2 separate regions of the Homo sapiens genome follow, and region 1 is linked to region 2. Evidence: chromatin contacts called from ENCODE Hi-C data. All regions are on one chromosome and are shown on one strand. Each heading gives the region's core, a stretch centred on a gene start or an enhancer-like site at or near the end of the contact. The rest is flanking DNA. Distances are from core to core; before and after follow the strand shown. Region 1 holds the start of FLT4 (fms related receptor tyrosine kinase 4). Region 2 holds the start of GFPT2 (glutamine-fructose-6-phosphate transaminase 2).

The links. Hi-C counts contacts between places; a loop is a spot of excess contacts on that map.
Region 1: a loop to region 2 is called in a map of endothelial cell of umbilical vein, with 3 times the contacts of the local background. The contact joins the promoter of FLT4 here to the promoter of GFPT2 in region 2. A Hi-C loop is called at or near these places in 1 of 168 maps with a recorded cell type or tissue (endothelial cell of umbilical vein).

What each region holds. Positions count from the first base shown.
Region 1 is chr5:180,648,062-180,651,812 of GRCh38, forward strand. FLT4 (fms related receptor tyrosine kinase 4) reads right to left here and starts at 1,539. Exons shown (of 30, transcript NM_182925.5): 1 at 1,427-1,539. The coding sequence starts at 1,484.
Region 2 is chr5:180,351,868-180,356,003 of GRCh38, forward strand. GFPT2 (glutamine-fructose-6-phosphate transaminase 2) reads right to left here and starts at 1,469. Exons shown (of 19, transcript NM_005110.4): 1 at 1,344-1,469. The coding sequence starts at 1,350. RefSeq lists an enhancer at 1-123 and a silencer at 1,496-1,725.

The DNA of each region.
Region 1 (3,751 bases), core at 289-2,788, 300 kb after region 2:
GTGCCTGTCCCATGTCTCCTCCAGGATAAGCGTCTCCCATTCTACAGCCCTGCAGTCCAACCAAGGTCTACCAGCCACTCGACAAATACATCCTGAGCACCTGTGGGAGCCTGGTCCTGGGCTGGGTCCAGGAGGGCCAAGGGCAGCGCCCTGATCTGGCCTGCCCGACTCGGAGGCCCAGATAGATGTTCTCCTCCCTCCTCCCCTGGTTGAGCCAGACCTGCCCCCTCTCCTGTCCTCTGCCCTTCAGCCAGTGGACATACAGGTGGTGAGCAAAGGCAGGCTTTGTCAGGCTTACTTTGGGCCTCCTGGGGACCTTGGGGAAGTGACACATGTCCTTGGTCTAAGCTTCTCCATGTGTAAAATGGGTCTGACACTCCCTGTGAGAATTACAAGCATGTAAAGCCAGTATTTAATTCCTATGGCGTGCAGAAATGTTGAGGTCCCCGTCGCTGACTTCAGGGCTTCAGACACTGGAACCCCTGACCCCGCCCTTACACCCTTTGATTTCCAGGGACACCAGCTCCGTGGGGACTCCCAGCTCATCTTCTCAGCTTCCTCCCTGACATCTCCATCCACTCCCTCTGCCGCCCGCTCATCCCCCACAGTCCCTCTTTCCAACCCCTCCGCCTCCGCTTCAGGTCTGCGTCTCTCCCCGCCAGAGCCACATCCCAACACAAACCGAACCCCGCCTCTCCTGTGCAGGGGACCCTCCCGCGGGGGCCTCTGCTCCTCAGCTGGCCTTCGAGGCCCCTGTCCCCTCAAATCCGGGGACCCCTGGCCTTCCGCCCCTTCTGCGGCGCTGACAGCCCGCGATTCGCCTCCTCAAGATTCGTCTCAAGTGCCAGCGTGCACCTGCACCCGTCCGCCTCGGGCGCGCGGTGGTCCCCGGCCCCTGTCCCCGCCGTCGCCGGCCACGGGGAGGGGGAAGCCCGCCTCGAGCGCCCTCTGGGGGACCGACCGCGAGCGGAGGCGCTGGGCGTCGGGAAGTGCGCACCCAAGTCCGGGGCCCGGCCGGGATGGATCTCCGGCGCGCGTGGGTCGGGACGGCGCGGCGCGGGGACCCCGCGGGGAAGCGAGTAAGGGCGCGAAGGATCCGGGCTCAGCGCGCAGCCCGGCAGGGCCCGGCTCCGAGGACGCGGAGCCACCGACGGAGACGCGGATTCAGGGGCCGGGAGAGCTACCCCTGCGCCGAGGCGCGGCCCGGCCGCCCTGGCCCTGACCCGGCTGCGGTCCCCGCCCGCCCCTTCCTCATCCCGAGGTCCCGCGCCCCAAGCGCCGTGCTCCCCTCAGGCGTCCGCGCACCAGGGCCACCGTGTCCCCCGCCCGTACCCGGCGGAGCGGTCTCAGCGCCCGCCCCAGGTGCGCGGTACCCCCTCCCCGGCCAGCCCCACGCTCGGGCGGGTGGCCCGTTCGCCGCGCTCACCGTCCAGGAGTCCCAGGCAGAGCCACAGTCGCAGGCACAGCGCGGCGCCCCGCTGCATCTCCGGCCGCTGCGCGTGGGTCCGACCCGAGCGGCCGCGGCTCGGGGCTGAAAGTGTCCGCGCGGGCGCCGGCTGGCCTGGGGCGGGGCGGGGCGGGGCGGGGGCCGGAGGCGGGCCCGGGATTCAGGCCGCTCCCCGCGCCCCCCTCCCCCCGTCCCTCCCAGCCCGCCGCGGGGCGTCCGGTGCACCCGAGCAGTGCGCGCTCCGCACCACAGGGTCCGGGCCCCCTCCTGGGCGGCTCCGGGCGCGGGGACGCGGGTAACGCAGACGGTCTCGCGATGCGCTCCGGAGGTGATGGAGCCTGGTGGGCAAAGGGGAGCAAAATGCGGCACGCGCTCTTTTCCGTCCTTTCTTTCCATCGGTAAAATCTAGACTAAACAAGAAAGCAATCCTTGTAAAAATAGTATGTTACATCTTTGAAAATAGTGGCACCAGCCGGCGTAACATAGGGAGACCCAGTCTCAAAAATAAACAAGCAAATAAATAAAATAATACGCCGAGCTTGGTTGTGCGCGCCTGTAATCCCAGCTTCTCGGGGGGGCTGAGGCAGGAGAATCGCTTGAACCCGGGAGAAGGAGGTTGCAGTGAGCCGAGATCGCGCCACTGCACTCCAGTCTGGGAGCCAAAAAAAAAAAAAAAAAAGCAAAAACAAAACCCGTTCAGCAGTGTTTACCTGCACAGTGTCGACGGACAGTGTCGACGGAAGCCGCACCCGTGAGCGGGACACCCGGGATGACCGACCCCCTCCCTGCAGGCCTGGCCTCCTAGCTTTAGAACTCCCCCAGATGTTTTGTTCTCAGCTCAATCAGGACCCGCCCCCACCTTTTTAATAAAGCGACACTTTGCTTTTGCTTTCTGACTTGGCAACCCTCTTACAGACTTCCGTTCTCTTTTCAGTTTGTCTCTAGAATTTTCCTGTTTAATAATGAAGCCCATGACCATGACTGTCTCAACCTCCTTCCCTGCTTTTCGTTTCATTCACATTTTCCATCCCCCCACCCCCGCCCCCCAAAGCCCTTTCATCCTCGCCAAAAAGCAAGAGTAGATTTTCAATAACCACTACCAGCTCTCTCCAATCCAGGTAAGAAGTGGCTATATTATTAAGCTGGAATCACAAATCAGTGCGGATAGTGTAGATAATTTAACAAATAAGGTTGGGGAAACTAGGTAACCAAGCGATACATGAAGTTAGGTATTTATCAATCATATATTGATTTTTTTTAGCTTTGAAAGATTATGAGATGTAACACACTTATGGAAAGTACATAATATATCAGCATATTATAAACCTGAATTTTAAAGCAACAAATACCTGTGTTTCCATTCTCCAGGCCAAGGGATGTAGAATGACATCCCCACATCCCCTCACTTCCCATCACAAACCCCTCACCAACCCCAGAAGATGCCCACTACCCTGGCATTATCATTTCCCTGCTTTTGTTTATCATTTTATCATCAAAATATATGTTTTGCTTTTTTTTTCAGAATGTACTTTTTTTTTTTTTTCTCAAAGTCTCTCTTTTGTTGCCCAGGCTGGAGTGCAGTGGGACGATCTCACTGCACTGCAATGCAACCTCTGCCTCCTGGGGTCAAGCAATTCTCCCGCCTCAGCCTCCTGAGTAGCTGTGATTCCAGGCACCCGGCACCATGCCCGGCTAATTTTTGTATTTTTAGTAGAGATGGGGGTTTAACCATGTTGACCAGGCTGGTCTCAAACTCCTGACTTCCTGATCTGCCAACCTCAGCCTCCCAAAGTGCTGGGATTATAGGCATGAGCCACTGTGCCCCGCCCAGAATATACTTGTTTTTTTTTTGTTGTTGTTGTTGTTTTAGACAGGGTCTCACTTTGTCACCCAGGCTGGAGTGCAGTGACATGATATCTGCTCACCGCAGCCTCAGCACCCCCCGGGCTCAAATGATCCTCCCACCTCAGCCTCCCAAGTAGCTGGGACCACAGATGTGCGCCACCACACCCAGTGACTTTTTTGCATAGCTGGGTTTTCGCCACGTTGCCCAAGCTGGTCTTGAACTCCTGGGCTCAAGTGATCCACCTGCCTCAGCCTCCCAGAATGCTGGGATGACAGGGATGAGCCGCCGCATCCAGCCAGAATGTGCTTTTAAAATTTTAAAGTATACTTAGAGGACATAAGTGCAGATTTCTTAATTCATATATTGTGTACAGGTGAAGTCTGGGCTTTTAGTGTACGCGTCACCTGTACAGTGGACACTCTACCCAAAAGGTGATTTTTCAGTCCTTACCTCTTGCC
Region 2 (4,136 bases), core at 219-2,718:
TGGTTCAAGGGTCTCCTGCACAAGTCTGGCCCCAAGGCCACCAGTTTTGGCCAAGGGTCTTGAATGCTACACTGAGAGGTGTGGAACATCAGGGCTTGGACATCTGGCAAAACTACCACCTTTGCCTCATCTCTGCCCCCAGAAACACCCAAAGGTGGCTCTACACATGGAGAATGGCGTCTGGGAGCACGAGATTTTAGCTGAGGGTTCAGGAATTTCCACGGATGCCTGTTCAGCCTGGGTGAGGCGGCATCCCGAAGCACGCTGCCCGCTCCGCCGTAGGTCGTTCCCTTCTGCCGAGCAGCTGGCCTCCGAGACAAGAGGCCTGCACAGACCTCGGCCAGGGCTCACCGCGGGCGCACCCCACCCCGGCCCTCAGCAAAGTCAGAGAGAGGCCTTTCATGGCTTCGAAAGTTCCTCCAGGTCCTCCAGCCACAGGAGGCTGGAATGGGTAACCGAATCCTACTCAAGGAAAAAAAAAAAAAAAAAAAAGAGCACAGTGACCTTTTGTCCCAGCAGAAGTTCCCGGCTCTCTCCCGGCCAGCGGAGGCGGCCCAGCCAGGAGAGTAAAGAATTGCAGATGTGCGCTCCGGGCCGCGGCCGCCCTCCCCACGGTCCCGCAGCCACGCGGGACAGCGCGGGAGCGCCGCGGGAATCGGACGCCCGGCCCCGCTCCCCGCCCCGGACTCCCTCTCGTGGCTTCGGGCCGAGGTTCGGGCAGTGACTGCCTCTTCCCCGCGCAAAGAGGCGGTAACGCGGCAGCGACCCTTCTAGGGACCAGACGTTCCTTTGGGGTCGCGAGGAGGACGCGCAGGCCCTGCCTGAGGCACTGACGCAGCGGGGGCGACCGGGCGGGCTGCGGGGACGGCGGGGCGGGGTCGCCTCTCCTCTCCTCGGTGGGCGCGGCGGGCTGAGTCGGGATGGGCGCCCCGCACTCGGGATGCGCCGGCCTGCGCGTGGCCGCCTTTGTGGGCGACTGGGAGACGTGGAGGAGAGCGACCTCGGTCGGCATGGGGTGGGGACCCCTCTGTTACGGGGTCCAGGCCGGACCGGACCAGGTCCCTCCCCTCCGTGGGGACCGGGCCTCGGTCCCCCTCACTGTGTCCGAGACCAGGAGTCGGGTTGGGCATCCCCCACCCACACCTCCGAGACGGCCACTCGGGGAACGCGGGTGAGGGGCAGCCAGGCCCGGCCGACGACAGCCCCTCGGTAGGGGCCCGGGGCAGATCGGCGCCCCCAGCCAGGTCCTCGGCGCCTGCTTGCGGGCGGAGGCGCGGAGAGGCTGCGGCGCCGGGACCCGCGGACGGCGTGGAGGAGGCGGCTCGGGCGGGCGCGGCACTCACCGCACATCGTGGCTGCTTCTCGGGCTCCTTCGCGGCTCGAGGGGGTCTGCCCGTTCGGACGCTGGGGCTCCTCCGTGGGCTCCTCCGTGGGCTCCGTGGGCTCCGTGGGCTCCGCGGGCTCCAGCTCCCGTCCGCTCGGCCTCCAGCCCTTATAACCCGGAGCCCTCCGAGAGGGCGGGGAAGGGGGCGGGGAAGGGGCGGGGCTTCCCCCGCCCGCCTGCTCCCATTGGCCCCCGGTTGTCGTGACAACGACGGGACCCGGCCCCCAGGAGCCAGGGAGGGGGGCCGAGGGGCGGCTCCCAGGCGCGGGTCGGGCGTGTAAGGCTGGGGCGCCGGGCGCCAGATCCCGGAGCGGGGCTTAGGGCAACCAACGGCCCGAGTTCAGACCCCGACTCAACCAGAGTAGGCGTGGAAGCCGGGCAGGGCCCGATCGCGCTGTGCCTCCGCTTTCCCGTCTGTGAAACGGGGCTACCCAGGGAAGCTCCCTCCCACGGGGTGCTGAGAAGTCAGACGGGCCGCGTAAGGGGCAGAGCGAGGGGTCCGGCATCACTCGCGCGCTCCGGAAACCCGCGTGAGCCGCTGTTCCTGCCGCGCTCCCATCTGAGTGACAGGCTTGTTTCAGAGCTCCGCAGACCTCTAAGCCTGGCCCTCACCCTGCGTGGAGAGAACGCCCGGGCTTGGCGGAGAGACGAGAAAACCGAGGCTCCCGGAGGCAGACAAGGACTCTGCCAAAACCGGACGCCGCGGCGGTGGCAGAATTCGACCCTGGGATTTGCCGCGGAGCCCGAGCTTGAAGGCGAGGGTTCCGCAGGTTGTGAACGAAGCTGGAGGCGCCCCAGGAAGCCCCGACCCCACCCGCGCCGAGCTGCCCCCTCCCCAGATCTGCCTCGCGCTGCAGGCCCGCGAGGGACCCGGGGGTTCCTACGCCTGGGGTCGGAATCCGACCCCCCAGTGAGGCACCAAGGCCCGCGTTTCTCCGCCCTGGTTCCCGGCCGTCCCTCCCGTTCCCCCTGCACTCTGGGCCCCTCGTCTCCCGAGGAAGGTCACGAGAACCGGCCCAACGTTTGCGCACTTTGAAGTTTTTTTTTTTCTTAAAAAAATCCTGAAATTCTAAACGGATCCTCCTCAGTCGTGTAAAAAAAAAAAGATTTTTACATCTCGTCTAGAGCATTTTTCTAACATAATCCCTCCCTAGTTTCACCGCGACTCTGCAAGCCCTGGGGGAAGGAGGTTGTGCCATTGGAGGGTTGGGAAAACTGAGGCTCCACGACAGCGAAGGAGGGGGCTTGGGTGAGTCCTGTTGTTGGGAAATCTCAGAGCGATTCAGGAGCCGCAGCGTTTGCCCCCAACCCTCCACTATGCAGGGTCGCTTTCCTTCCTTCCTTCTCTCATTCCTAAGAACCCACTTCACACCTGTCAGGGTGCAGGTGCAAGAGACTTATTGATGAATGAGAACAGATCTGGCCCTGCCCTCCTGGCACTTACAAGTGAAGGGGAAGCAGACACTAAGCTCGTGGTTACACAGAGAGCTAAAAATTCCAGGTAGGATACAAGGAGGGGGCTGGGCCAGCGGTGGAGAGGGTGCCAGGCTCTGCCTGGGACTGGGCAGGGCTGCGCTGGTGCAGGTGGTCCAGAGCCTAGCGAAGCCAGGAAGGAGGGAGCAGCAGGCAGTGCAAAGGTCCCCTGGATGAGGGCTAGAACTTGAATGTGGAGATCAGGTTGTTTGGCCCAGACTGGCCTCCACTGTTGTAACTGAGGCGGGGACAGGGTGATGTCAACAGGCCCTCTGATAGCACCAAGACCCCAGGAGCCCTGGGGTCTTAGCAGGGTCCAAATCTGTCCTTTATCCTCCTGGAGGAGTCACAGGTCCACGGTGAGGAACGGCATGAGTGCACACTACCACCCATGGGGATGTGTCTGTAGCAGCTGCCGGCCTAGCATCACTCCTGCTTTGAGAACCCTCTGAGAGTCATCTGGGAGGTTGATGGCCTGGGCCTGGCCACACAGCCTGGGCAGTGGTTCAGAGGTCAGCATATGGCCCAGGCTGGGACGTTGATGACCTGCTCCAGCACATGAGGGAAACCAGCAGAAAAGATGAACTTGGCCTGGTACAGTGGCTTGGGTCTGTCATCCCAGCACTTTGGGAGGCTGAGGTGGGAGAACTGCTTGAGGCCAGAAGTTGGAGACCAGCCTGGGCAACAGGGAGACCCATCTTTACAAAAAGTAAAAAAAAAAAAAAAAAAAAAAAAAAAAAGCCAGGCACGCTGGGTGCAATGGCTCATGCCTGTAATCCCACCACTTTGGGGGGCAAAAGTTTGAGATCTTTGGGATTGCTTGAGCCCAGGAGTTCGAGACCAGCCTGGGCAACACAGCAAAACCCGTCTCTACTAAAAACACAAAAATTAGCCAGGTGTGGTAATGTGCACCTGTAGTTCCAGCTACTCGAGAGGCCGAGGCACGAGAATGGCTTGAAACTGGGAGGTGGAGGCTGAAGTGAGCCAAAATTGCACCACTACACTCCAGCCTGGGCGACAGAGCAAGACTGTCTCAAAACAAAACAAAAATCCAGGTGTGATGGCACGTGCCTGTAGTCTCAGCTACTCAGGAGGCGGGAGGACTGCTTGATCAGCCTGGACAACATATTAAAACCTTGTCTCTACAAAATAATTTTTTTAAGTAAAAAAGATGGCTTATTCTCTCCTGAGTGGTGTGGCTGGTAGGAGAATGTCCTGATGATGCTGGGACCTTCTCATCACTTTTGCAGTGGGGTGGAGAGAGGCCACTGAAGAGCGG